Regions from separate parts of the Homo sapiens genome. Here regions 1, 2, 3, 5 and 6 are each linked to region 4. A link is a loop called in an ENCODE intact Hi-C map of the cell type or tissue named here. Cell type or tissue: heart right ventricle. All regions are shown on one strand. Links, peaks and the distances in the headings refer to the core of each region. The heading gives the core; the rest is flanking DNA. Region 1 has its middle 41 kb from the start of TPP2. Region 2 has its middle 43 kb from the start of MIR4705. Region 3 has its middle 63 kb from the start of FGF14-AS2. Region 4 has its middle 25 kb from the start of MIR2681. Region 5 has its middle 95 kb from the start of MIR4705. Region 6 overlaps FGF14-IT1 (FGF14 intronic transcript 1).

Region 1 (5,026 bases), core at 443-4,442, 610 kb after region 4:
CTAGAACTGTGTTCATTCTTGTATCTCTATGCTGTATTTCACATAGTGTTTTGGGATCTGCCCAATTAGATGTACTCCTCCTCCTTTGACTACATATTGCTATATTTTAGGCCTTGGATCTCAATAAGATGGAAATGTCAGAACACCAAAAGAAAGAAACTAGTCATAGTTTCCTTAGACCCTTTTATTCCTTATTAAATATTGAGCTTTGCTCCAGGCCTTCTGTTTACAGGCGGAAAACATCAATTGTTTGAACATCCTGGAGGTACTGCCTGCTCACTTTTGTTGAAGGTAGGGAGAAACATCCTTCCTACTGAGCTTAGAGTTCAGCTTCTGCAGGGAATCTATTGCACATCCACTTGGTACCTAAATGGAAGGAAGTCAGGTTTCTTTTTATTCTGTTTAAAGACTATGAGCCTAGAAATTATAGCTTCTTGGTCAAAGCCAGTCACAAAGCCCCCCATTCATCCCTGGAAGGCAAAGCCTCAAAATTGTTATTGGCCTCTCACTAAATAGGTTGATAGTGTAAGTCTAGGCAGAAGGATACCTGTACAAAAATATGGAATTTGCATGTCATTCAACCTTCCTTAGTGCAAACACAGATTTCTTTACCAGAAGGGGTGCAATGACCTTTTGGCATACATCATTCATACATGTTTCTTTAGGTTTTCAGTTATCACATAGAAAGGTGATTGCATCTCATACGTTGTTGATGGGAATACAACATGACACAATCTCTATGGGGGAAATTTTGCAATGTTTCCAAAATTAAAAATGTACTTTCACTTTAACCAAGAAATCCCATAGCTAGTAATTTATTCTACAAATATCCTTGCACATGTGCAAAATAACATGTTACAAGATTACTCATTACTGCATAGCTTGTGATGATAAAAATTTGATAGCAACAAAAATGTTCCTCATTAGAGGATTGTTTAAACCAGGGATTTTCAACCAGGAGTGATTTATTTTTGGTTGTCACAACTGGAGAGAGGGAAACTTACGGCATCTAGTGGGTAAAGGCCAGGGATCCTGCTAAGCATCCTATATTGCACAGGACAACCTCCACGACAAAAATTATCTAGCCTTAATTCTCACTAGAACTGAGGGTGAGAAATCTTGGGTTAAACAATCATTCACACAATGGAATATTACGCAGCCATTAAAAACAGAATAGGAATACTTTCTGTGTACAGATATTAAAAGATCTTTGTAATACATTAAGTGAAAAAAAAAAGGTCAGGGATGGTTTACCTGTTAACTTTTGAGAAAGAAAGAAAGAGAGAAAGAAAGAAAAGAAAGAAAGAAAGAGAAAGAAGAAAGAAAGAGAGAGAGAGAGAAAGAAAAAGAAGGAAGGAAGGAAGGAAAAAGAAAGAAAGCAAGCAAGAAAGGAAAATGTGTGTGTGTGTGTGCGCACGCACACGTGAGCGTACACTCTGTCTGCAAAAAGAAACCCTAAAATGATACACGGGGAATTAGTGAAGATGATACCAAATGGGGATTGATTGGACTGGGAGTGCGGGCTGGATGGAGACATAAGTAGAAGCTATCATTCTAATTTGGAATCACGTGTCCTTATTACTGATTCAAATCAATGCATAAAGATTTAGGGCACAAAAATAAATAAGACATGTGAGGTCTTTGAGAATAAAGGGATTATATCTTATTTATCTTCGCGTCCCAATTATCTGGCATTATGCTTGCCCTGAAAGAGACACTTAAATATTCATTAAAAGAATTGAGGCAGGGCACAGTGGCTCACGCCTGTAATCCCAGCATTTTGGGAAGTTGAGGCGGGAAGACTGCTTGGGGCCAGGAGTACGAGACCAGCCTGGGCAACGTAACAAGACCCTGTTTCTAAAACTAACAAACAAACAAACAAACAAGAACTAAATTCAAGCCAGTAGCTTTCACATTACTAATTACCTATGCATTCATGAGCATTGGGCTAGTTAAAAAACAAATGAAAAAATAACTTATTCCCTTTGGCCTCATGGAGGTTACAGTCTGGTATAGAAATAAACACATAAGACAGTTAACAATCCAATTATTTGGGTGATTTCATGAAAAAACTGAATTTTACTCTATAGATTTTCAGAAAAATGAAAATGAGCTAAATTAAGCTGTGAGCCAATTTATCAACTGCTCCTTTCATTGAACATGCAAATTCGTTCTTTGTTAATTTACGAAGACATCTGACTTTGATTCACAGGTTTACTATTTCAGTTAGTGGATTGAAGCATAGAATTAAAACAGTGACATCACAACAAACTCCACTAGACAAGACAAAACAAATTAGCTGCCGCTGATTCACTTGAAGTTTAACATCATCTGTCCAGGAAAATGTCACTCAGAACTGAGAGATTGCTGCCCCCAAGAGGCTAATCAAAAAACTCCAAAATAAAAAGGATGAGGTTCAAGAGCTAGGAGACGGCAATTGAGAAGAGAAGACGTGGGCTGGAGCTTTTTTTAGAAGAAAGTGAGACTTGAGCCCCAAATTCTAGAAGAAAAAGAGGAGAAGATTGGAGCTCCTAAGAGTAGAGATGAATTTGTAGCAAGGGAAAGATAAGAGAGTGAGCATCCAATAAACATCAACGGCAGCTGCTTTAGGGAGACTTCTTAGAAGTTTTTACTTTTTTCCTATTTCTGCCCTGTATTTCCCCATAACTGCTTATGGTTAAAAATCACTAAACATGCTTAAAGAGTTCCATGCCTATATCAATTATTTGGGAAAAGCTGTAGATTTTAAAAGAGTAGATTTTATTCTACTCAGCAGTAGGCCAGAGGAAAGAACCCCCCGTCGGAATCAACTATTAATTGCAGTGGAAATGAAAGCCTGCAAACAAAATCACTGCTCCTCAAAACTCTCCGTGAAGTAGCAGGCAGAAGGAAGAGACTCTGGAGCCCAGGGTCTAATCCAGCCAAAGATGGTGAAGTGCCCCTCCAAAGCAGTTTGCTCCCCAAACCCTTGGGATCTCTTTCAAGACCTTAAGCCCCTACCTCATCAGAGATCCTACCAAGAAATCCTGCCAAGAAGAACTCACTTGGTTTCCAGAGATCGGGAGCTTAAGTTCCCAAACTCTGCTGCCCCAACTGGGGAGAATATTTTCAACATAAGTTAAGTTGGAATTCATATGTGGACATTTATCTATGGCTGCATATGTTGTTGTACAGGTAGGTTAAATAAACATATGGGAGGTTTGGTTTCTCTGTTCAGATTTCAAATTGCTGACTTGCAGAAATTTCTGAGGAAGCAGAATAGCCTGGTAGAAAGGCTTGCGACTTTGACGTCAAAGAGACAGTAAATTTCAATTATGATTCTGCCCTATATTTGCTGTCAGTTAACTTATCTGAATGTCAGCTTCCTTATTTATAAAATACAGATATATTTTATACAGATACAGTATAAAATGTAGATCTATATTTATAATATATAATATATATTTATATATCTATAGATACCATGTATATATGTAATATAAATATATTTATGTATTTATAGATATATATTTTATATTATATATGTATTATACATATATAATGTATGTAATATACATATATTATCTATAGATATATATTTTATATATGTAATATAAATATATATAATATATGTAATGTAAATATATTTTTATATATCTATAGAGATATATTTTATATATGTAATATAGATATATATGTATATATCATATATAATATAAATATATAGATACATATTTATATAATATATAATATTAATATAAATATAGGTATATATTATATATAATATATAATCTATAGTTATATTATAGAATATATATCTATAGTTATATATTTATAGAATATATAACTATAGATATATATTCTATAAATATATATCTATAGATTTATATTATATATAATATAAATCTATAGTTATATTATAGAATATATATCTATAGTTATATATTTATAGAATATATATCTATAGTTATATATTTAATATAATATATAACTATAGATATATATTTATATAATATATAATACAAATATATAGATATATATTTATATATAATACATAATATAAATATATAGATATATCTTTATATAATACATAATATAAATATATAGGTATATATTTATATATGTAAAGTCCAGATTATAGATATATCTATAATATACAGAAATATATATTTATATATCTGGAGCTATATCCTATATAGAGAGATATATTATATCATATATATTTTTATATAGATATATATATAAATAGGGATATATAAATAAATACAGATAGCTATATTGCTATAGCTAAAGGATTTACAAATGACATATATTAAGCATACATAAATACTATGTGCTTTATAAATGGTAGCTATTATTACCCAGTCATGACTAACCTGTACTATGTTATACAAAGCAGAAGCAAGTTTGATTGATGTGCCAAAATGCATAGTTCAGACACTGAAAAACGACAGGCCATTAGGAAGGAGGGGATTGATGTCGGCAGGAAATATGAGTAGACTTTACAAATAAGTGAGATGAAACCTGATCAAAAACCTGACAGTTCATTTGGAAAAAATGTCATTACCACCTTGAAATATTTGCAGAGATAGAAGATATAAAATTTACAATGTGCATTCAAGCTTGATTAAATATTAGACCATTATGAGAGATTTGTTATCCATATCAAGAAAATCACTTGAGTCATGAGATTATACCTCCTAAATATAGCTTTGATGGCGACAGATATATATAATTCTGAAAATAGGATCCTGTTTTTAAAGAGGCATACTATTACGGATAAGAGTTTATCCCAATAAAACACCATATGTTAGAGGCCTTCCTGAAGCTGCAGTAACAAATTATCAGAAACTTGGTGGCTTAAAATAACACAATTATTCTCTCATAGTTCTGGCGGCCAGGAGTCTAAAACCAAGGTGTCTGCAGGGCCACATTCATTCCAAAGGCTCTAGATAAAAACCTTTCCTTACCTCTTCCAGCTCCTAGTGGTTGCCGGCATTCCTTGGTGTCCTTGGCCTGTAGCTGCAGAACTCTAGTCTTAAAAATA
Region 2 (5,026 bases), core at 601-4,600, 150 kb after region 4:
CTTGCAGTGAGCCGAGATCGAGCCACTGCACTCCATCCTGGGCGACAGAGAGAGACTCCGTCTCAAAAAAAAAGAAGTGCTTCCGACCTTATTTTATCAAAGCCTTTCATTTTCCAAATGAGAATTTAAGGTATTTTCTCAAGAAAATTTTTATGAAACAACAAAAAACCCGATGTTTTTAATCTCAGAATCTGAAGATCACCTATGCTAGAACCGCTATACAGTAGACAAAGAATTAGTTTTTTCTTTCCTCATATTCTGTATTTCAGGCCCAAATAATCTACCCAATTTAGAAGGGGAAAGATGTTCATTTTTCTTAATGTGTGATGGAATTTCAATATGTACAATCATAACTTCTTTGAAGATGGGCTGGCACACATAGAACTGTGCATTAGGCTTTTAAAACTTTCCAGGATTACGTAGAGTGAGTAAAGGCGATTGACACAGGAGGCAGTCTGATGATGTGGAGTGAATTGGGAATCACAGCATTCCCCACAAACTGCTCAGCTGATCTTTCTGTATTACCTGGAAGCTCCTCTATGAGCCTGGCTTGTAGCATTTGAGGTCAAGAAACCAGTCATTAGGACGTAAATTTGTCATTTGTCAGAGGAACACAGAGATCCAAAAATAATCCTGCCATAATGTAGTTCATTAGATTAGCTGGTTTGGGAAATAGGTCACAGGACTGATATAAGTTGATGGGACTGGGGTTAGGAAAGGTCTTTGTGTAATTCGCAAAATTATATACTTTGATGATCCCTAAAGTGTGAAGATCTATGCAACCTGAAGTAGCAGGCAGACTGAAGTCAAGTCAGTGAAGCATCAGGGAAGGAAGAAAAGAGAAGAGCTGCTACAATTTAAGGGTTTCCTAGCAATGGGACCTGGGGCAAGATTCCTCATGTGTACCTTGCCCAGAAATAGTAAAAAATAGACTGTAATTTCTTTTTTTTTTTTTTTTTTTTTTGAGACAGATTCTTGCTCTGTCACCCAGGCTGGAGTGTAGTGGCGTGATCTCGGCTCATTGCAAGCTCTGCCTCTCTGGTTCCCGTCATTCTCCTGCCTCAGCCTCCCTAGTAGCTGGGACTACAGGCACCTGCCACCATGCCTGGCTTTTTTTTTTTTTTTTTTTTTTGTATTTTTAGTAGAGTCGGGATTTCACTGTGTTAGCCAGGATGGTCTCGATCTCCTGACCTCGTGATCTATCCACCTCGGCCTCCCAAAGTGCTGGGATTACAGGCGTGAGCCACCGCGCCCAGCCCAGACTGTAATTCTTAACACAGAGCCTAGCACAAAGCAGGTGACATGCAAAAATAGTATTAGATGTTGTCTAAATTAGCTTTACCAACTCTGTGCCTTCTCTGTGTCAGATAATACACTTTTTACATTTCAACTCATTTAATACAACAACCATCTTACAGTTAGGAAATGAAAATTCCAGAAATAAGTATAGAAGATGATATGTATGCAGATGTTTGCCTGATTGTAAAGCTCATGGCTTTTCTACTTCTCTATATGTATGTAAAAATAATTTTGAGAATGACTTATGGTGGTTACTTAACTTTGCATCAGTTCTGTCATTTAATATTCATATCTATCTTATGAATTTGAAATTATTATCTTATGTAACAGGAACTACAACCAGAAAGGTTAAGTGCCAAAATCATACTTTTTAGTAAGTGGGTTAGTTTCCTGTTCGGGTTCGTTTCTCTATGATACACAATTGAGACATAGGTACTCAACTGTCAACCTGCAATCAGTCAGAGACTAAGTTGCTCCTGAAATTTTGTCACTTTAGAAATGCTGTAGTTTAATGAAGGCCACTTTAAAAACAATCACTGCCAAGTTGGGAAAAGTAATAAAAATGGTAACTGTGCTAAGCAGAGAGAATTACTTATTTTATATTAATGAAAATGAATCTTAAAGTGTGGCACACATCACATGTAACATGTATTTTTTAAAAGTTCATGTTACAATGTACCATTTGCATAACTTAGAAATTTAATGTAATTAAGTACACCAAATGCAGTGTTATTTTATTCATCAAGATATGGAGTAATATTTAGGTCAAAAATACCACATTTTCAAGCTTTATGGTAAAAGATACTTCACTGCAATATTTTCTAACTGAGAAATCAAAGTCAATCCATAAGGTATTTGACATATACAATTGAAATATACAAATATGTATTAAACTGGAAAAATATATAGATTTAAAATTCTATAATCTAACATTTAGACATATATATCTAATCTAATAATTTTTCAAATTTGGGTACTTTATATTAAATTAAAAGAGACACATGTTTGTGTCATACAAACTCATATCATAGCAAATATTATAGAAAATGCTTGCCGTAGGTCAGATACAAAGATGAGTACATTATACATAAAGTTCTTCATCTAATCCTGAAAGTTACCGTATAAAGTAGGTACATTCTTGATCCACATATTGTAGCTTAGGAAACTAAAACACCTAACCAGAATTTGGAGCCAAGCTGTCAAGATTTCAAAGATTGTGCTTCTGTAAAAGGAAAGTCAAATCCTTTCTGGTTCAACTTTACCTGTTGAAAATACTTCTAAAACCCAGTTTTCTGCCATCATAGATACAGAATTCAGAATACAATCTTAATTTCCCACTGGAATGTTCCAGAGTGTAGGGAAAACTAAGAACCAAGGTAATCTATTTTAAATATTTGTTTGCATTCATTTGAGTCTAGCGTATATTTTATGATCACAACACAGCCAGACTGTGTTCTGTTACCAATTGTTTCCATTCTCTGAGGTCAAGGAGAAATTGTTTAGCTCCTATGTAAAAAGGGTAGAAAATGTCTAGAAATGTATTACATTCTATCCAGAAGAGGGCACTGGCAGGTATTCAACCCAATATCTGATATTTCAAACAGAGGGAAGCAAAGCTCCAATGTAACAAGTATCTTTTCAGTAAGATGGGCTTCCATTCATGCCCTGCAGTGTGACTATAAGAAGCACTAATATACCTGGATAAAATCATGTTTTGGAAACTGATGCTAGTATTTTTAGCAGTTAGCTAATTTTAACAGCTGGCATAAGATTGCACTTTTAGTTGATATTACTGCCTAAACGTTCCACATTTTTCCTAAGTTTTACTTTCAAGGAAGTTTACATTATTTAGCATTCAGTTATGAAAGTTCTGTCAACCATTACACAATGTACGTAAGGGGGCTATGAATCAAATGTGCCTCATGATATTGACTTTTTGAGCACAATTCTGTTTCATCAAAACTTACAAGACATAGAAATTGAAAAGAATCATGGTTTTGATGTCTGATTTCCTGAGTGGCTGAGACAAGTGGTTTATCAATCATATAATTTCTGCAGATCATTTTAATTAGTTTTCTCTTACAAGCAGTTCTTTTCTGCACTGTGTAGCTATGAAAGTACTCTTTATTTTGTGTCCAAGGTTTATACTTAGAAACTCTCTGGGAACAACTGTCATTGTCAGGCCTTGTCTTTGTTATTCTTGTGTTGTGAAATTCCATTTGCCATATCTGAAGCTTAAATGGCAACAGACCCTGTTGAATAATTGTCTTCTAGTGTTAGATGATTAGCTTTATATGTGCAAAATGGCTTTTTAGAAAAACTACCTAGATAAAAAGGTCAAAATCAAAATGGACCAATTTGAAAATTATCATTGCAACAAAAATTTGTTGTGGACACATACTCATTGAATATATACAACGTATATTTACTGAGACTATAATATGTGTCAGCCATTTCTATTACAGGCTTATTGAATTTTTCAAGTAATCGATGGCAATTAATTTGTCACATAATTGTACTACTTGCAAAAATAATCTCCTAAAATTAATGACTTTGTCTCCTGTGCTACTATTCGAAGGCAGAGTGGAAATGGCTTTTAGGTTATAGAAAAGAGGCAGAGTGAGTTCTCTCACTAGCTGTGTCTTAGGTAAGTTCCAGGTCTCTGCAGTCAATCGCCATATCTATAAAATGAAGATGATATTACTACCTGGAAATGTTGTGTTTACAACCTTTATCAGAGTAGTTTACTGCTGTAGAAGCTCGACCACTGGTAACCATTGTGTTTAAGTTTAATTTTCACTAAAAGCCCAGGCTCTGACTGTAATGGTCACTCAGAGTTGTGCCACTGAAAGGGCACAGATGGCAGTGGTCAAGTAGGCCACGTCCTCTGCGTGCCTTTTTCGCTTTCAGAAGTAGGGCTACGAAGCTGAGGACAGCCAGAATGACTGCTGAGATTCACATTTCCATTAATGCCTGTCCATTCCAAAAAAAGATCAGTGTATGCCAACGGCGAGATGCCTTCCTCAATGAAGTCAGAATCTAACAGCGATGAGATCCTTTGTGTTTACAAGCCTTGAAGCTGAGATCAGATGGCATTGCCATTGAGTCGGCTAGGAGCCAGTAGTCTAAAGTCTAAGTATATATTATACTGTCTGAATCAACTTAGTGGCTCTCAGTTCTATCATATTTGAAACTCATTTTTATAATAAATATTTGTTAATGTCTCTTTTGCTATTCCAAAATGAAATTGCTAACTCCCTCTAAGAATAATCTTAAATCAATGTAATATGTTAATAGTGACATAAAAGACAATAGTAAGAGATTAACACATACAAATAGAGTACTAATAGTATAATATGCAAATGCTTAGGTACAATTATACCAGATGATGTGGTTATAATGGGTAACTCTGGATTTAGGAAGTGTAAAACAATAGCCAAATGTGCCAGTTATTTACTCTTTGTCTCTCGGTTCTAAACTTGCACTTCTATGCTCTGCTTTATGCTGCTGGGGCTGAGACCCTGCAAACTACATTCTGCTTGCCAAGATTCTCTCTGTTAGGATCTGCCACTAGGAGCACCAGAGACTTCAAAGCTGGATGAGGTGGAAGAAACTTGCCCCTTCCTGTGTCCCTCTAGGGGAGCTCCTTGGCTGCTTGTGGATCTTGTGAGCATCACTCTACGATGCTTCAGTCACCCCCCACCAACAGCAGAGCCTCCTTGTGGCA
Region 3 (5,026 bases), core at 505-4,504, 520 kb after region 4:
GAGTGGGGAGCCAGGGGCCTAATGTTATGCACTGAATGTTTTTCAAAATGTATGTGTTCAAAATAATGTTTTTTAAATTTATATGTTGAAGTCCTAATCCCCAATGTGATAGTATATGAAGGTAAGTCCTTTGGGAGGTAATTGGGCTTAGATAGGATCATGAGGGTGAAGCCTCATGATGGTGTTAGTGTCCATGTAAGAGGAAGAGGCTGGAGCTTGCTCTCGCTCCACCATGTGAGGATACAGCAAGAAAGCAACCATCAGCAAGCCAGGAAGGGAGACCTCGCCAGGGACCAAATCTGCCAGCAACTTCATCTCAGACTTCTCAAACTCCAGAACTTGTGAGAAATAAATGTCTGCTGTTTCAGAGACCCAGTCAATCGTTTGTTATAGCAACTTGAGCTGGCTGAGACAAAGAGGATTTGGCCAGTCACAGAGCAGGAATTCTAGAAGGCACGGTGACGGGGTTTGAGGTGACAGGGAAGGTTGTGGGATTGGGACATATTAGGGATTTACAGAGAGGAACATAAATGGAAGTTCAAGTGGTAGCAAACGTTCTCAGAGGTTTGGACTTATGGGGATAACCAAAGCAAACTGTGAATTGAGGCATACTAGGGATGGCCATGATTATGTCTTAAAGGCAGATTAGCTTTGGGCTCTAGCATTCCATTATGCTCCCAAAATTTCTATTGTTGATATTGCTACTGGTTGCTCAGGTCATAAGCAGTTATTCTGGCAGACAACAGAGCAGGACCACTCCTGAAGGCTTTGGTCAGTGTTCTAGCTACAAACAAGGGCCTAACGCAAAGATAATTTGGCAAATGATGAAAGCTTATTAAGATGGAAGAGACTAGGGTGTATTTAAAAAGCTGATGGGAAAGAGATCAAGGCAAAGCAAAGGGTTGAAGACACAGAAGAAAGAGAAGGTGATGACGGAGAAGTCCCTGAGCCAGCTGGACAAGATGGAATCCTGAACGTCAGTGATGAGATGGGTCTCTTCTATTCTGACAAGAGGTAGGTAAAATTGATCAGTATAGTAGAGGCTTGAATCTGGACAGGTGGTTGTATGCATGAGGGGTAATTCTATAGACTATTACTCAACACTGGGGTGCAATTTCACATTGCTTTAATGTCTCCACATTAAATTTCATCTGGCTTGGCATCCAAATGGCAGATTGACACAAAGTCCATTTTTAAACTCTTGGGGATTCTCCCACTTCCCATTAGATATTCAAAGAAAAGGAATATCTTCCATGTCCCAGAGGTGGCTTCCTCCAAATGTGCACTCCTAAGAGGAGAAATGTCTTGATGTCGCTGAGCTCCCGCAGGTGCTAGTGGCCCTTCTTTCTCTGATTTTGCAACCTGCCCTCCCAATCACAACAAAATAGGGCTGTCACCAGCTGCAGGCTCAGACCAGTCAGGTTCTTTGATGGCTCGTGTCTCCACCTCCTCTTCTACATGGTACCTGCATCCGGCACCCCAGCCACAGCACTAGGCACAGTGCTAGGGATTCCTGTGCCAAAACATGCATGTCACCTGCCCATAACGAAATCCACACCCACCTTGCCCTTTCTCCTGGAATTTGGGGATAATCACAGAGTTCACTGCTTTTTGTTTCATTCCCTGAAACACCAACTTTTTCTCTCTAAAATTACACGTTTGCCCAAGACAAAACCTTGGACTTTTGAGACATAAAGAAATTTTTTTCTCTTCTCTAAGAGACAGTAAGACTTAGATCCTAAAAACATAAGGGCTTTTATCCTCTGTCTGAGAAGGGGTGGAAGGGAAAAATCTCCATCATTCCACATGGATGAGTAAACCAGCTCTCCACATACCCAACAGCAAAAAAGAACGTTTTTTGGCTGAAGGAGGAAAGAAACTGATAGCACTATCTTTAGCAGGTCACCCCCACTACTTGTCTTAATTCAAGTAGCCACATTACCAATGGGTGGCGTTGAACCTAGATCACTGGTATGTGATCTAGCCAAGAGGCTGTGGGCTAAGTTTGCACACCTGAGACAGGCAGCTCACATACCTGTGTGTCTTGTATATATGTGTAATGAATGATGGCGACTCTGCCCCATGGAAAGAAGTATCTGAGCCAGAGGCAGCCAGGGATTGTATCCGATTTCCAGGTCACCATGTCGTTTAGAGAGGGGACATGGAGGTAGGGAGGCTCATGCCCAACTCTGGGGACAAAGGAGAGAGTACTGGGGCAGCTGGTCTGCCTGTGCTTCAACAGTGACACCATGTGGCAGCAATGGCTACAGGGACTGCAGACAACCTTTAAACTTCCGGTTTCCTCTGTGCGAGGTGATTGACACGTCATCTAGGATAGCCTGAGATTCTTGACCTGTCATGTGGAGTGTGTGTGTGTGTGTGTGTGTGTGTGTGTGTGGTGTGCGCGCATGTATGTGTGCTTCAGGTGTGAAAATTGATAGAAGTAAAATTCCAGGGGTAAGAAAACAAAAAGATCTTCAAAGATTGTAAGAGGAGGGCCCGATTCCTTTGATTTGGAGAATAATAGAGATTTAACTGTTTTGTACCCCTGGTGGAACAGGGCATACTGGCTGCAGCTCTAAGACGGACCTTCCTTCACAATACCCGTTTACACTTAGTAGCCCCACTGGAGTTACAGAGGGAAATTTCCTAAGTCAGAACAGGGACATACACCACAGAGGAAAAGGTGTGGATTTTGACGTGAGGTAGACTTGGGTTTAAATCTCACTTCTTCCACTGATTAATTGTGTAACTTAGGGCATGTTCTCTTAACAATATGAGCCTCAGTTTCTATATCTACCAATGGAGGTGAGATATAGGATCAATGTCATAATTACAGTCATCAAGTGTTACCACAGTGAGAAATTTCACATCCTTTCTCCTCTTCTCATGATATGTTGAATTGTTGATTTGGCTGTCAGCATAAAAGTTTACAGCCAAGGTTACAACTGGCTTAATCCCTGAATGTTTATAACAATGACAAATTTGGAATAAATTACATGAAAGGGAAATAAATAAATATGATGAATTCATATTGAGAAATACTATGCAGGCATTAAAAATAAAGCCTTCAGCACATTTCAATGACATTAGAAAGCATTGACAGAATATTAAGTAAAAAAGGCAGCACATCAAGCCTCACATCATGTGTAATTTAACCAGGATCATATTTACATATATTCATATAGTATTCATATCCAAATATATGCCTTATATATGGAATTCAAAGGGCATTGAAATAGTTGCTTAAAGGAGATATGAAAATCTTAATAACTCCGCTGGGTGCAGTGGCTCACACCTGCTGTAATCCCAGCACTTTGGGAGGCCACAGCAGGCAGATCACCTGAGGTCAGGAGTTTGGGACTAGCCTGGCCAACATGGTGAAACGCCGTCTCTAATAAAAATACAAAAATTAGCCAGGCATGGTGATGCACCCCTGTAGTCCCAACTACTCAGGAGGCTGAGGTTGCAGAATCACTTGAACCAGGGAGGCGGAGGTTGCAGTCAAACGAGAACATGCCACTGCACTCCAGACTGGGTGACAGAACAAGACGATGTCTCAGAAAAATAAAAAAATAAAAAATCTTAGTAACTTATCTCTCTAGTTCATGGGATTCTAATTTGGGGGGAGAAACAGCTTCAGATTTTATAGTCATAAAGTAAATGACTTTTAAAAATGAAACGAAATAGAAGCACTGCTTTATGGCTTTTCTGTGTAATTTCGGCTACTGTTCTGTGAAATTGGGGCTTCATCTTCTCTTTCTTATGTTCCCACACTTTAGATAAATGTACAGAGAAAGAGGTTGGGTCTGTGAAAGAAGGAGGGAAGGCGAGGGAGGACACAGCCTTTCAACTTCTCAGCCACATTCTAGTTGTTCTTGGCCAGGTACTAGGGGATGCCACCCTGGGTCTGAAACTTGCAAAGTTCTATTTCTTCCCTTGAATTTTATTCACTGAGGACCCTGAATGATGCCAAATCTGAGAGGGCTAAGACTCATCCCCTTCCGTGGCAAGTAAGCTGTTATGTTGGTAATAGCTAAATATGAGTATTTATTAAAATAGTAGTAATAATAAAACATGATCCAACTTCCTCAGAACTTTCTTCTTCTGTCCCCAAAGTAACCCTTTTGCAGCTCTAGACGAACATACGTGCCCCTCTCTCCAAGCACCTATTTGATGTCCCCTAGAATTTTTGATGGTAAGCTGGCAGTGAGGCAAGCAGTTACTTTAGGAAAATTAATCTACTGCAGTTAATTCACTTTTTTGTTCACTGCGAACACTTCCTAAATATCTTCTTTGTGCCAGGCACGATGCTATGGAATGAGGATCCAAACATGAATAGCTGGAGTTCGCAGACTGTTGCAGACCTCTTGACCATTAGCTTGATGAATAATGTGGCGGAGGTCCATGCAGAATACTGTGGGACACCAGAGGGCAAGCAAGGCTCTGCACAGGAAATACAGAAACGTGGAGGAGAAGGCGCTTGCATGGGTATGGAAGAAGGCTCTGAAGCCTCTCCCATGTTTGGGCAACTCTGTTTTATGAGCTACGGGTCCCCAGAGCAGAAGCTGGAATCTCACTTTCCCCACCTCCATCGCAGCTACAACAGGCACGGGGCACAGGCTCCTCCAATCAGACACACCTGCTCAAGATGGCCGGTTTGGAGAATTTGGAGGAGGGTCTGACAAGGTGCACTCCAGGGAAGGGTGGCAGTGGACCCCACACTCAGCAGCCATCGTAGGGGTAGTGATCCTGAGCACTCACACTAAGCGGCAGAAGCTGGGGTCTTTATGGGACAGACGCACACCACCTCCATTATGCTCTTGTGAAATTCTCAGAAACCCCAAGAACTGTGAACTATCCCTAGATAAACTCCCTTTCTTCTTAAACCAAAAATAAAATAAAAATGCTTTCTTAATGTTATGGTAAAAACATTTGATTTTTTACTTTTTAATGCCAGATTTCAGTGTCCTCAAATAAATATTTCCACCTAGAGATTAAGAAAGAGGTAAAATGACATTATTAA
Region 4 (5,026 bases), core at 290-4,289:
GTGAAAGAACCATGATATACAAGAGAAGAAGGAAAAAAAGTAGTTGGAGAAAACAATAAAATTTTGCAGACGGATATATTACAACAGACAGAACAAGGTAATTCAGAGAGCTCTGGGTGGGATGCAGAATCCTTTGCTTCTCTTTTCTCCTTAACTGGCAAAATGGCCTTGGCCAAGTCACCTCTCTGGACCTGCAAAAGAGGACTTATCTTGAATGATCTGGCTTCAAGTCCTTCTAAGCAGTAAATCCCTAGTTGTATCCATGCCTTGGGTTGGCTACTGAGAAACTCAAGGATCACACACTGAAATAGGCAGGCTGTCAAATACAAGTCGAATACAGGAGAAAGTGAAGAACAGTGTTTTAAAAGGGTGATCGGGAGGTCTCCCAAAAGAGGTCACCTCTTCCTCTGGAAGTATGCAAGAGGTGGCGGTCAAGGGAGAGGAAGGGAGGCTCAAGCATTCAATAGAGCCTTAATTCTCCAGTGGGAGATGAATGAGAAAAATATCCCCTGTGCACACCTGTTCTTTCCAAGGTGAATGGGAAAGAGTACAGGCAGAGAGGGTGGCCTACTTTCCATTCTTCAAACATGAAAAGCTTGTGCTCGCCTTGAGGCTTTTGTACAAATTGCTTTTTTCTACTTGAACTACTTGATAGGGTTGACCCTGTCCTTTCATTCAGGTTTCTACTCCATATCACCTCCTCAGAAAGGCATTCCCTACCCATCCAATCTAAAGTAACTGACAATCCACAGTAACCACCTGCACTCTTTAGACCTCACCTATTTTCTCTGTCTGCTCAAGTCTTTTGTCAGCATATCTCATTTTGATTTTTGTCTTTATACATTTGATGATCAGTCTTCCTCCTCTACAGTGTAAATTCCATGAGATCAGGGGTCCCTTAGGTTTTGTTCATTGCTCTATTCCCTGCTCCCAGCACAGTAAAATTCAACAAATATTGAAAGAATTTTTTAAAAAATATTTTTCATTCATAAGCAAATTTTTCATATGCAAAATAAAATTTGCATGTGGAAAGATCTAGAAGACAGAAAATGAAAACAAAGTAAGTTAAGAACAGATAGAGTCTTTTGGGGACATCTCTAAGACTTAGAAAAAAAAACAAGTCTTGATCCTGCAGGTCAAGTGAAAACCTGAAGGGTCACAGAAGAATAAACACATGAGCTGAAAAGAGCAACATTGCGGAGCGATTTATGTTTTCAAACTACTCAGTCCTGATGTCTAGGACCTTACAGCTCCAAATCTCAAAAAATGGGATTCATCACAAAGCAAGGACACAGTGAGCAGAGATGGAGTCAACACCTTTTCACAAAATTTAACAATCATCATCGATATGCACAGCCTTCATGTGTAGTGTATGCTCCCAGCTACAGCTGTAGTTACCCAATCTCAAAGCAAGTAAACAGCAAGATTCCACACTAGCTCTTAACTGGCCAAGCTATATTTCTATAACTAGAATTGCTATTTGTGGATTTCCATAAGTTATAATAACACGATAAGACCACTTTATCCATGTATTCTAGTGACTTTTTCTTCCTATAGCAAAAAGAAAAATACATCTTTCACCATTTACAAGTACAAATTTCAAGGAGAAATTTTAAAAGGAGAGTAACAAACTGTCCTGAGTTGCAGCAAGACTCCTGAGAGTTCCATTTCCTGGGCCCTCTGCTGCCTGTTTTTGGCATTGAACCCAGGAATCTTTTCTAAAGCACACAGAAATCTTGCAAAAGAGGCCATTTCTAGTTAGGCTTTTGTCCAACTGTCTAGTTAAATAAATTAAATTCTTAGATTACAAAATGTGCTTCAAAGGTTTAACAAATTGAAATGTCCTTAAGTATTTCAAATAAATTAAGGAAGAATTCCCATTCCCATAGTCTTCTACTTTCCTCTTCCACACCTATGATGAATGTCCTGAAAAGAATAAACCCAGGTAAATTTTTGGCGAGTAATTGTTTTAAATGATGACAAAACTTAGTTGCATCATGGTAATCATTTCTTTTGCTTATTGGGTAGCATTAAGTACAAACCTTAGTTTGTAAAACTATATGTTTTACTCTCTTAATATTTTAAACCTCAACTATCTTAATAGGAATTGTTACTATGTTGTTTTCTTAGGTTTAGAGAGGCAAATTGATTGCTGATCAATCATTAATTGACTATTGGGCTAATATAAAACTAATATTTTTCTCTTAAATAATAATGGCATCTTTTCACATTGCATGCCTTAAAACCCTTACCTGAGAATACATCCTGGTGAAAGTAAAATGTTATTCCTCACATACAGCAACTGTGTAAAGTGTGGTGCAATTATCTGATTTGCCAGCAGTGGACACTGTTACTCTAGTTATCACCATCGAGTAACTAGAGAAAAGCCTGTTTAGTGTCTCAGGAAATGCCTTCTCCTTATTCCCTTAGACAGAGCAGAAGCCTGTAACATAGGCAACTATTCTGGAAAAACAACAAAATAAATTCTAGAAAAAAAATACTAGTGTTATTCTTGAACATGAAAATATTATTAAGAAATAATTTTTCACAGTTAAAAATTTAGTACTCATTTGATTTTGTCTTTTTAATTTATGGAACAGATCTATTAGCTGCAGAATGTCCAATCATCATCATTCTCCAGTGTATCTTATGCATCTGCAAATTATATCTCTCTGAGAAAACACTGACAATCAGTGAAAGAAACAAACTGAGCTAAAAAGCAGTGGTCCGCATCAGTTCTGGCTTCCTAGGAACTAGTTCTGCAATTCTGGGCAGATTATCATTTTACTCTGATCTTAGTCATCTCCTGTCTGTAAAAGAAGTAGCTAAACTAGAAAATGGCCAAGAACTCCTACACTGGTGTCTGTGTTTCTATGACTCTCTCAGGATAGACTAGAGCTAAAAGCCTTTGCTTCACTTGTATAATCAGGTAAGGTGTTAATTGTTTAATCTCTAGCCAGAAAATAACTATATAAAACAGCTCTTCCTTCCTTAATGAGGCCAGAAGCATAGGCTTCAGCCCTCAGGGTTGGCATTATGGAAATCAATCGGCAGAGCTAATGAAAACCAGGCAGTGGGCTCAAAATAGAACCCCTCTTAATCCCCACTTTCTGCCCTGCACAGCAGGGGGCCTCAGCTTCCCATAGCCATGGTGTTTACTTTGTGTCAAGCAAGTATTAGTATTAATCCCATTTTAGAGATGAGGAAACTGAAGTACAGAATGCTAATAACTAGTCCATGGATAACAACTAGTAAATGTAGGATCTGAATCTTGTAACTAGGCAGTCTAGCTGGAAAGCCTATACTCTTGAAACTACTAGGTTCACTCTTCCGGGTTCCATACTGACTCTCAGTATAATACTCTCCTGTTTTAGACTTAACCGTGTGTCTGCTACCATCTACTAGATTGTGAATTGCTTCAGAGTAGAAAACCAGAGAGGCATGGTCGAAAGACATGGATATAAACCAGTGGTTCTCAACTCCAAGTGATTGCCACCCCCAGGGGTAATTTGGCAAAATCTAAAGACAGTTTTTGTTGTCACAAGGGGGAAGAGGTGTTACTGACATCTAGTTGGTAGAAGCCAGAGATGCTGCTAAACATTCTACAAGGCTCAAGACAGCCCCTCACAACAAAGTATTATCCAGGTCTAAACATCAATTGTTGCAGGGGTTGAGAAAAGCTGCTGTAGAATAAGAGAAGCTGGGTTTGAACCCCGACTCTGCCACTTACCCGCTGCATGCATTCAGACACTTGCACAAACTCCGTAAGCCTCTCAATCTCCTCCCTTAAAAATGGCAAAAGGCTGGGTGCAGTGGCTCACGCCTGTAATCCCAGCACTTTGGGAGGCCGAGACAGGCGGATCACCTGAGTTCAGGAGTTTGAGACCAGCCTGACCAACATGGAGAATCCCTGTCTCTACTTAAAAAAAAAAAAAAATATATATATATATATATTCACAAAATTAGCCAGGTGTGGTGGCGCATGCCTGTAATCCCAGGTACTGGGGAGGCTGAGGCAGGAGAATCACTTGAACCCAGGAGGCGGGGTTGTGGTGAGCCGAGATAGCACCATTGCACTCCAGCCTGGGCAAGAGTGAAACTCCGTCTCAAAAAAAAAAAAAAAACAAAAAAAAAACATGGTAAAAAACAAAACCACTTTCAGCAGACAATTATGGTTGTGAGGTGGATTAAATGCTTTTAGACTGTGAAGTTGTCTGCATATTTTCAAAGACAGTGCCATACTGCAGAAAGAGCAGAAGTTTTATGGCCAAAGAGGCATGAATACTTAAACTTTCCAAGCCCAGTTTTCTTTATCTATTAGAAAAGAGGAATGGATAGGGAATTTCTACTTTATGGTCTTCCTCAGGATTAAATGAAGTAATGCAAAGATTATATCATTGTAATGTTTGTCACAGAACACATCCCTAAAAGTGATTATTTCTGTCCTCCAAAGTATTTACATATTATTTTTTTCTTTTGGTCAATCTTGTATGCAAACTCCACTCTCTGCAAACAACATTCCTTCCTTCCCAAACCAAATCCAATTGTGTTCTATTATCTAAAACTTTATTTATTAAAACAGATGTCAGGTTAGATCTGACTTGAGGGTCATAGTTTGCCAATCCCTGAGTTGGACTATCAAATACGTATTAAAGATTAAAACTTAATTACAATATTAAAGCTCACTATTTATACCCATGTTCATTGCAGTATTATTCATAATAGCCAAAACGTGGGAGCAACCCAAATGTCCATAAAAGATGAATGGATAAACAAAATGTAGTATACACAGGCAAATCAATATTACTCAGCCCTAGAAAGAAAGGAAATTCTGACTCATGCTACAGCATGAATGAACTTTGAGGACATTATGCTAAGTGGAATAAGCCAGTCACAATAGAACAAATATTGAATGATTCCCCCTTTATAAGGTACCTAACATAGCCAAATTGATAGGTACAGACAGTAGTATGGTGGTTGCCAGAGGATGGAGTGGGGAGGGAGTGGAGAGTAAGTGTTTAATGGG
Region 5 (5,026 bases), core at 649-4,648, 200 kb after region 4:
TGCCATTAAGTGAAGCAAAGTTATTGTGCAACATGGGAGTTGTTCACAAATTGTTAGCAGCTTACATAACTGATCACAACTGGTATTGTTTTCATACAGTAAAACCGTGTTTTAGTGTTTCAGTTCTTACTTTATAATTGCTTTGGGATCTATGATCAAATGTAAAAGCTATGAGTTTTCTGAGTACTGTGTACTTTTTATTTATCACTATGCACATTTTAAAGCAAAAGTGGTTTGTATTGCCTAATATGTAAAATTCCCTTTGATGGTCTTGCTACAAGTTCCATGTAAACAATGTATTCCAACATCCCTGTGGTCTTTTTTGAAGGCAGAGATGGTTGCCCTTGTCAAGATAGTATAATCCCTGTGATCAACAGATCTGAGTGTGAATCTTGGGTCTTCCACATTGGAGCTCGGAAGAGTTTGAAAGCTCATAACTCATCTGAGTCTCAGTTTTCTCATCTATGAAATAGAAAATACCACTAGCCAGGCGTGGTAGCACGTGCCTGTAATCCCAGTTAATCGGGAGGCTGAGGCACAAAAATCACTCGAACCCAGGAGGCAGAGGTTACAGTGAGGCAAAATCATGCTACTGCACTCCAGCCTGGGTGGTAGAGTGAGACCCTATCTCAAGAAAGAAAAAAAAAATAGAGAAATGGAAAATAACATATATCTTGCAGGATTAGTATAATGATTAATGATAAAATATGTAAAATGCTTAGCAAAAGAGATTAGCTAATGATAATATTATTATTAATCCAAAGAATGTGTCCCCATTCATCGCCTCATATGTCCTATGAGCAATGCTCCACGGATGACTGCTGTGGAGGGGGGGATGGCATGGAAGAGATAATGCTAGTTAAGGATGGAAGGAGAGGGACTTAGAATAGGCTCTTAATTCCTAGAATCAGAGGGCACTGGGCAGAGGAGTGAGAAAATCAAAGAGTAGTCAGTTATGTGAAGAAACGAGGAAAGACCAAGATGTTTCTATCCCAAGAAGCTTTCAGCAGCTTTCAGCAGCTTGATGCTGCAGGCTGGAGAGCTATGGGAACAAATTCACCCACTCAACCCCTCCCCTGCCAGCCTGCTACAAACCAAGCCAGGGCAGGAACGGCATGCCTTCCAGGGGTGCCTGATATACCAGATATTTTCATTGTCATGTAATTGTTTTGCATGAAACACAGTGGATTGAAAATATCACATAAATGTCATTACGTACAAGCCTTCGTGTAACATCAAGTTTATGGTGGCAGCTTTAGGTCAAACTCTTCAAGACCCCCCCCCCCCCTTACAGCAGTAAGTCATCCGTGTTTGGTGCTTTGGTGGAAAATGGTGACAGAGTAGTAAGATTTGGAGAATCTTATTAGTTGTGTGGCCTTGGGCAAGCCCTCCATCTGTGCTCATTTATAATGGGGATAATAATGGGGTCTTTGAAAAGTTGTTCAAAAAAGTTGTAAAAGTTAAAACTTGTACTAGACATAAATAAAATGACTACCCAATACAGTATCTGGTATATAGCAGATACTCAATAATGTTAACTAATTTTGCTATTATATTTAACCAAAACAGACTCAGTGCTTTCTGTGTACTAGGCACAATGTTTGATGTTGGATCATTTCAGATGCAAAAGAAATGTGTGCCTAAGCCACCCAGGGATTTTCATATTTTTCTCCCCAACTTTTACTTCAAAAAGAAACAAAGTGTATCATTCCATTATTTTAGAGATAAAAGGCTGAAAACTACCTGTAAAAGGTAACAGACTGCTATGAAGGAAGTCCAGTGTGCATGTGATTTATCATTACCTATGCTGATAAGGGGAGTGAGAAAATAGGAAAATCCAAGGTATTTAAAGAAAGACAGCTGATACCTCTAAATAGGGATAAAGTAGCAGAACCTGAACTTAATAAAACCTCAAGATGAATATGAAAGAGGTCACAATTTTTTGAGGAGACTCCCTGACCCTTTAGCAGAAACTCTGCCCCCAGTACTCAATCTATAAACTGGGTTATGAGAAAATTCAAGAATAGAAACTGACAACATGCCTTGTTGTATTGTCGTATTACTTCGGCAAAAAGTGATAGAAACTAAACTCAAACCCAAATTAACCTAAGCATACTAAGAATGTATTGTGTTACCAAATCCAAGGATGAATTAAATGACCAAAAAAAGAAAAGTGGGGTTATAGGAAGAGCAGACAGCTGCATCCTCACAACAGAAACCAGAGGCATTAATGCCACCAAAATTTTCTTTCCCATTCTTAACTCACCACCAACATTTGACAGTAAACATGGCTACCAATAGTTTTTCAGAAAATATATTGTAGGGCTTCCTCTACTAGAAATAGACCTACTCTCTTTATCAGCACTAGTTTCAGAAATCCCAGGGGAGGATTCTAGTTGGCTTGGTTTGGACAGGGAGTCTATTCCTGGCCCAATCAACTTTGGTCACCCAGGAAAATGGACGTGTTGAATGAAGGCAGTGACTGTTTCAGAGACACGAAACAGAACTGGTTGTACACCCAGTAGATGTTCAGTGGAGCCATGAGTTCAAGAGCCATTTCTATCTGGGCCTTTTCTATGAGGGTCAGTTACTGCTACGTTAAACAAGACAGTTTTCTCTTTCATGTAGCTTTCTAGTGATACTTATCAGTACAAAAACAAGAAACAGTTTATGAACGAATGCAGCAATTTAGAAGAGTTTTTAAAACAGATTTCAAGACGAGAAAATGCATTTGTGGAAAATGTACTTACTTTTTCTCAAAGAATAACAGCATTTTGCTGGACAAAAGGAACCTGAAAATCATGAGGAGTTATACTATTGTAATTTCAGAAGTTTCTCTAGCTAGATAACTGCTAGGGTTATTTCTCCAATACATAATTGTGATGCATTTGGAAAACATATTAAGCTCAATTACATAGGATTTTTCTTTAAGTATAGGTATGAGTTAACACTATTTAGTTATTTGGATGCTGAATCATAATGTACCGAAAGAAAAAAAGAGGCAGCTTTCTCTGACTTACTGCATAAATTTATGCATCTACCACTAGAGGGCACAAATAAGGCTGTTTTCTGGGAAAAGGTTTTGAAAATGACAAAATTCCATATTTTGGAACGGTGACTGAGTTAAGATATGTAGATATGCATGTTTTCTTTAAATCTGAGAAGAAAAATCAAAACATACTCATACTTCACCGTGTACCATTTTGTTCTCTTCCCTCTTTCTCTCAAAAATAAAGTACACATGCATGAGGGAAATAAGAAATATCAATGGTTCATAAGATTTTAGACACAAATAATAAAAATTAAATGGCTACCAAGAAATAGACTAGCACATAAAAATACTGCTACAGCAACATGGCAAAATGCCACAAATTAGCAAAAGTATTCATATTTGTCTACACCACACTTACAATCTTTGGAGTGATTTTCTCCTAAATCATCAAGCACAATACAGTTCACAAAACTGATCCCAAATCTTGCAAATATTAGATATATATTGCATCTTTTCTTAACAAATGTAGCACTGTGGTAAAAATAGGATATGATTTGGTTGCATTTTCACACAATACTGTGCTTGAGTCATGCTCGCAGAATACCTCCATCTGCAACAGCTGTTTTACTCCTTAAAAAAAAAAATGGAAAAGGAAAAAACCCAACTTCTCCAGAATAAGCAAACAGTCCCTAATCTTGTCACCCTGGATGTCTGACAAGTACTAATAACTATGACTAGGTTTTGATAACTTCCTTGATTTGTTTTCAGGGTTATTATTATTTTGCTGGAAAAGGGCCTTGTGAGAGCCAATGATTGTATTGGAAATAAAGCCAAAACAAAGTTCAAAGCTTGCTGAGATGCCTCTAAGGTAGAAAGGGTAGCAAGGTGAATGGCATGATGAGGAAAGTGAAAATGCTGTCGCAAATTGGATAAAAGTGATGAGTTGGTAGCTTCCATACCTTTCACACCTTGATGTTTCCCATCACTAATTCACAGTAGCATCAAGAATGTATCAAAATGTAGCTTGTCTTCACTTTATTAAAATTTCTCTAAAACACAAATTTTGAATGTTATAAACAAGGAGTTAATAGATGTTCATTCAATCACTCAGCTTAGTCCCTTCCAATGTTTCCTTTAAAAACAACATACGCTTTTATTCTCTTTTTAAAAAATGCTCTACTAAAATCTACACACCTTCTGCACCTTCTATAAACATTTTGCTCTAGTCCAATCCTGTTTCCTTTCCTGCTTCAGGTTTTGTCATTTTCCTCCTGATGCCAACTTGAGATTCCACCATGGTTTATCCCCATACATGGCTGAATCCACAGAAAATGGCAATTATGACACAGATACCCACTTATCCTCCCAGTGATGGTCATGCATGTAGCAATAAGAATCCTTTTTAAGAAACAGCACGTCTCAATCTGAGCCAGAGGGTAGAGTTTCCTCTACAAAATACTTTCAAATGCTTTGTCCTCTAGAATTTCTTGATTATTAATGGTTTTCACAAGTATGGGGGGTTAGGTGGGCCACAAACTGCTTCCAGGTGGCAAAATAACTATTAACCCTTCTACTCAGATTTAAAAAAAAATGTGTGTGTGTTTATGCATGCTATGTGCTTATGTAATATATTAAATGCAAATATGTATTAGTACATATAAAACTTCCTAATTAACACCAACAAAGCCTTCAAGAGTAAAACTGAGGGGTATGGTGAACATTTTGAAACTAATTATGACCCTCTACTAAAATATTGCCAATTCATTCTCCCTGAGGGGAAAAAAATACACACTTGTTTTTCGTCTTGTGCATTAATAGTCTAAGAAATTGACCTATTGAGTAGAAATCAAAGGAAGTTTATATCTGCCCAGTAATTTCTGGATTTGAGAATCAGTTATTCAAGCTTTAACCCATGTTTCTACTGACTTGATAGAGTCAAATTGACTTCAAAATTAATTTAACCCCGAAGACACTATGTTTCAGACCTCTATCTAAAATACATATATAAAGAAATACACAAATTAAAACCGTTGC
Region 6 (5,026 bases), core at 516-4,515, 350 kb after region 4:
ATCATCCCAGAAATTGACAAAAACTGACAGAGTTGAGAGGATGTCTCATTTTACCTGCCAAATATTTCCTACCTTATACTCTATAGCAAAAAAAAAAAAAAAAAAAAAAAAAAACTGACAATTTCAAAGCATTTTCAAAGCAGAAGATTTTAATGTATTGTTATTCTTGAGGATAAATCTTTCAGGATATTACCTTCCAGAATTTCTGATGTAACAGGAAAGAGTAAGATCAGTATCTGAAGCAGTTTCCACAGATAAGACTAGATCATTATATTTTTTAAAGATATGTACATGGACATCAGCTTGTTCTGGGCTCTCGCATATATCTACTACAGTGTCAGACACCTACCAAGTGCTTAATAAGTATGAATTCTTAGCTTTTCCTTCAGGGTTTTGGGTAAGCCTTTGCAATTCCCAAGTCGAAAGTCAGCAAAACGTTATATATCAAACAAAAGAAACCACCTCACCTACAACAATGGGCCTGAGACTCAGCAGGATGAGAAATATCTTTTTATGAATACAGTTTTTAAAATATGGAGCCACCCCACATAATAAACAGCAGGACAGGTCAAGTATTAGACACAATGAATGACAATGGGTGGCTTGGGCGTGTCTTCTGAACACAGTGGGCCATAGCCATGGTCCTCATTTCTTTCTAATTGGCACATGTGACATCTGGACCTCTCTATTAGCCTGAAGTCACAGCACTTTGTGCAGGAACCACAGATTTAAAGAGACCTTGGTATGTATTCATAAGGCTGAAATGAAGATCACATCTGCGCAACTCCACCAGCCCTTTCCTCAAAGTCTCTCCAGGATCGATGATTAAGGAAAGCAAGATGATTGACAGGTAGTACTACAAGGATTAGCAAATTGCAGCTCCCTTCTCACCACCCCACTGTCTGTCCATCTCTGGTATCCATTCCTGCCTCTCACCTCCCAACTACCAGGCTCCGTGTTTCTTCCCCTAGACAAGATGATGAAAGCAAGAGATCAGGTATTCAAAATTGCCATGAAGGCTCTCTCTTCCTTGCCATGCCATCCCTGGCATCTTGTCAGTTGGCTTCCAAGTTTCAGCATTCACTCTGTAAAATGAATTAATTTATGTGAAATTTGCTGATAGATGCAGGATCAGCACTCTCAAAAAATGACAAATCTTCCTGATGGAATTTGTCTTTTAATTGTCTTCCCTTGGAGAATACATATTTTCACTCTCCCTATTGCTACCATAGGTACTGCATTTGTCCTGATCAGCACAGTAACATAAAGAGGCCGTAGAGAAGGCATATGGCCGGCTGCACTTTTCATTTCCTGGTTCTCTGTTGACAGTATTGCTTATTTCCAGATGGATAAATAGTTTGCACCTTAATGTAATCAAAGACTGAAAAAAAGATGCCACTTGAAAAACATTTGAGAAAAGAGAAAAGAAGGGGAAAATAGGCCTCTGAGGTGGTATCTATAATGTGGTACTGAATTTCACTCTATCTTCACAAACAATAAACCTCATGTTTTATAACATTTTACTGAAGCATTATTTTCTAATAAATCCCCTTTTGTTTTGATTCTTGTTGCTGTATAATAAGCAAAGAAGAAAAGAACAATGGCTGGAAATTCTGTCTGTGTGATTTGAAGTGCTCTCACTTGCATGCTGAGAAGTGTTATAACGAATATTTTTGGCATCAGCTGATGATAGCAGCTTGGTACTAGCAGCACTTGATTCAGAATGTCATATGATACAATAATACACAAATTGAGTGCACAGAGGGGGAAAAATCATGCAACCTGTCATAGGTACAGCGATATTCCATGAGTATTCAGGGCTGGAGATGTAGAAGTAGAAACCTGAAATCTGAAATATGAAAAAAATGAACAAACACTTAACATCCACAAATACCAAGCAAAAATTAACAAATGAAACATAGCAGTTGTTATGCAATCATAATACAAGAGGCTTCTCTAGTCAAAATCTTATGGCATAAATCTATGAATGATCTGCTACAACTAAAGTACTCAAGTCAATGGGAAAACATATTTATTCAAATAAAATGTCTTTTCTATGACTTTTTAACAACTAATTTTCTTAAAATAACAGGCCTTTTCTCCATTGCTTAATCTTCATCTTCCACTGACTTTTTAACAACTAATTTTCTTAAAATAACAGGCCTTTTCTCCATTGCTTAATCTTCATCTTCCACTGCTTTTTTCTAGAAGACTGTTTGGTCCAAAAAAAAAAAACAAACACATCCTGAATGATTAGGAAAACTACTAGGACTGCTTTATTTAAAAATTTATTTAATATCAGCAGGGAATTTATTTCATGTTATCTCTAAAAATAAACACATTCTAAATATTAACTCCAGGGGCATTCTTTTAACCCCGTGGCATCCACTTGGCTTGAACTCTGTCACTTGTGTTTGAATATTTGAGTGGTTGCTGGGAACTAGATTGTCAATTTCTGTTTGCCCTCCCCTCCTTTCTTATTTCCACTATTTCTCCAGTGGTCAAAATAGCTGTTTCCTTCTGATAATATTAGTGAAATTTTTCTAGTTTCACTTTTCCCTAGTCTATATAGTTAGACTGCCATTGTCCAAGTTCTGGCTCCCTCAGAACCATCTGTGTGACCTCTATCAAAAGACGGCTCTCTCAGTGCCTCAGTTTCCTGATCTACCTCCTGAGGTTACCGTGAGGACTAAATGAGTTACAATAGCACTTAGAACAATGTCTGGCACAGAGTAAGCTCTGTGTTAATGTTCTCAACTTGAAAATTGAAGTGATTTCATTGTGAATGCTATTATTCAAAATATTTTAAAATACCTACTTTGATTTGTTTTTCTCCCATCAGTTTGTGGATTACTTTACTTTAAGTAGTTGGTATGATTATTTTAAGTTGGCCACCCATAGGAGTTTAAAACCAGAAAGAACCATAAAAATCATGTTGTCCAACTTCTACAGGAGGTTCTTCATCATTATGATTATCACCAGGCATTTGTTCCTCAGTTAGTTATACTTCTTATCGATTCTGGTGCCACTGGAGCGCATTTTTATCTAAGCTCGGGGCATGGAGATGTTCTCAACCGTATCTACAAATTCACTTTCGTCTCTGTCCCTCTCATCAACATCTTCTGAACAGTAAAGATCATCACTCCACCATGCACTGTGATATCTAATGGTTCGTGGTGTAGGCAAAGAGGATTCCTAGTTACTCTAGACTTTTCCTTGCCCCTTAGCAGCCTTAAGTTTTTTTCTTGTCCTTTGACTTGTACGGTACTGTGTGGTTTGTGATACCTTTGCACTGTGTGGTTTGTGATACCTTTGCACAATTATTACACAATGGATCCTAAAACCAACTTTCTAAAGGTCGGCGAAGCAGGCATAATTATTCCCTCATTCTCCCTCAGGGCACTGAAAATCAAAGGCTAGGATCTTGCCTGAGATTACAGAATTAGAAGTACCAGAGAGAAACATAAAGTCCAAGTCTTAGGATTTTCTCTCCAAAGGTTTTTTCACAGCACCACATTGCTTTTACCCAAAACACATTGCTTCATACAACCATATTAGCAGAAGCAAATACCTCCGCAATGGGCAGCGACCAAGAAAATGACAGAAACGATAAAATAATGTCTGAATGGGCAGTAAAATATTTACACCATTCAGCAGCTCTGGGTCAAGTTCACACTGAGGCCATCCAGATGATGCAGAGATTGCGAAAATAGATTCCTGAGTTCCCTATCCATCCAAAATGGAGTTGAAAAATAAAGTCCCTTTGAACTATAGAAGAAAAAAAACAGAAGAATTGACCTCAGTCGTGTTGCTCCTTAATGTTGGTTATGTAGAACTGAGTTTGCATTGTCAGGACCACTGTTTCTGTTCCTTTTGGAAGGTTAGAAAACCATTGTTATTTGTATATTTCAACTCTACAATTAAAAGTTTTGCATCCCCTTCAGATATTTAGGTAAAATGAAGTTGGTGTGACATTTCTCATCATGTCTCCCAGGCCCACAAAGAAAACAGATGGTCTCTGAGTTCTAGAGATCTCTTTGTGTTCTATATTAAAATGTTTTCCAATAGATTGACATAGTGTAGGAGTCTGGCTCTTCATTAAAAAATTGTTTCTTAGGATTTCTGCAACTTCTTCTGAAAAGTATAAGATTTTGAGTTATCGTGGTTTGCAGCTTGGTGCACAAAACCCCTCTGCACACCGTATTGGAATCACTTTGCATTTTTGGGGTGGTCTGCAGAATAGGGCAATGGACTTATGGACACTTCATTGGCCTTGATAATCCCTGATGTACTGCAAGGCAATTAGCAACTAAATTTTTGCTAAGTGCACTTAAGAGTAATAAGAAAAATTAAAATGTCATCAAAATGCTAACCACAGATTCAACTAAAACTGAACCAAAGAATGGCATATTTAGTCTTGAGCTTGAAGACCTAAATCACACAACTATAGAAGCACAATTGTGCATCCATAGTTCTCCATTTCTCCTTCCAAACCACTTCCCCCAGAAAAGCAGCTTTGGAGACTGTCTTTACTTCAGTTAGATGCTAAAGCTCAAGAAATGTGAAACAACCCAGGGAAACTAGAATTCAGCAGCAGTGCTAAGACAAAATTAAGTGCACTCCTTTCAGCTATTCATGAAATCCTCATAAAGAGGCCAAACTATTGCATTCTATCATGGAGATAACATAGCTGAAATAATTTACATGTTTCCATTTTAGTGTAGTAAATCACCCCAGCATAAAAATCACACAAATATAGCAGAAGTTATCTTACCCATGATCTACCTACTAGAATCATTTAATCAACAACAACAACAACAAAAAAAGTAATTTTACAGTGGAATAACATGACTATGCTAGCTCAGACAGGTGCTCAAAGTCAACATCAATGGTGATAAGTCATACTGATAGTATTGGTAGATAACCTTCAAGTGATGGGAAAAGGTGGCATTTTACCTCGGATTTTCCTCCCCCCAGAACCCATAATACTCTTCTAAACATGAAGAAAATATCAGACAAATTCAAA

The links. A loop is a pair of places that touch in the nucleus more often than their neighbours do. Peaks named below come from ENCODE experiments on the same cell type or tissue, not always from the same donor. Only the 100,000 strongest peaks of a DNase experiment are listed, where the experiment ranks them.
Region 1: it touches region 4 in a loop (23-fold over the local background); 66 of 110 quality-filtered maps call a loop at or near these places.
Region 2: it touches region 4 in a loop (2.7-fold over the local background); 19 of 110 quality-filtered maps call a loop at or near these places.
Region 3: it touches region 4 in a loop (12-fold over the local background); 64 of 110 quality-filtered maps call a loop at or near these places.
Region 5: it touches region 4 in a loop (4-fold over the local background); 18 of 110 quality-filtered maps call a loop at or near these places.
Region 6: a loop joins it to region 4, with 3 times the contacts of the local background. A loop is called at or near these places in 2 of 110 quality-filtered maps.

What each region holds. Positions count from the first base shown.
Region 1 is chr13:102,553,775-102,558,800 of GRCh38, forward strand. No RefSeq gene overlaps it. Among named protein-coding and RNA genes, the nearest start is that of TPP2, 41 kb to the right of the region's middle. In heart right ventricle, for the core only: a CTCF peak has its summit at 2,361 (motif pointing left); no DNase peak of the experiment used is centred there.
Region 2 is chr13:102,086,466-102,091,491 of GRCh38, forward strand. It overlaps a transcript of FGF14 not described here. Among named protein-coding and RNA genes, the nearest start is that of MIR4705, 43 kb to the left of the region's middle. In heart right ventricle, for the core only: a CTCF peak has its summit at 2,833 (motif pointing right); no DNase peak of the experiment used is centred there; H3K27ac peaks cover 2,290 bases.
Region 3 is chr13:102,455,265-102,460,290 of GRCh38, forward strand. No RefSeq gene overlaps it. Among named protein-coding and RNA genes, the nearest start is that of FGF14-AS2, 63 kb to the left of the region's middle. In heart right ventricle, for the core only: CTCF peaks have their summits at 2,241 (motif pointing left) and 2,440; a DNase peak (open chromatin) is centred at 2,257.
Region 4 is chr13:101,939,891-101,944,916 of GRCh38, forward strand. It overlaps a transcript of FGF14 not described here. Among named protein-coding and RNA genes, the nearest start is that of MIR2681, 25 kb to the right of the region's middle. In heart right ventricle, for the core only: CTCF peaks have their summits at 2,332 and 3,130; a DNase peak (open chromatin) is centred at 2,336; H3K27ac peaks cover 410 bases.
Region 5 is chr13:102,138,769-102,143,794 of GRCh38, forward strand. It overlaps a transcript of FGF14 not described here. Among named protein-coding and RNA genes, the nearest start is that of MIR4705, 95 kb to the left of the region's middle. In heart right ventricle, for the core only: CTCF peaks have their summits at 3,061 (motif pointing right) and 3,261; no DNase peak of the experiment used is centred there; H3K27ac peaks cover 411 bases.
Region 6 is chr13:102,292,192-102,297,217 of GRCh38, forward strand. FGF14-IT1 (FGF14 intronic transcript 1) reads right to left here. Exons shown (of 4, transcript NR_036486.1): 4 at 129-1,849. All of the region lies in intron 1 of LOC107984615 (a long non-coding RNA gene), which reads left to right. It also overlaps a transcript of FGF14 not described here. Among named protein-coding and RNA genes, the nearest start is that of FGF14-AS1, 73 kb to the right of the region's middle. In heart right ventricle, for the core only: no CTCF peak of the experiment used is centred there; no DNase peak of the experiment used is centred there; H3K27ac peaks cover 2,519 bases.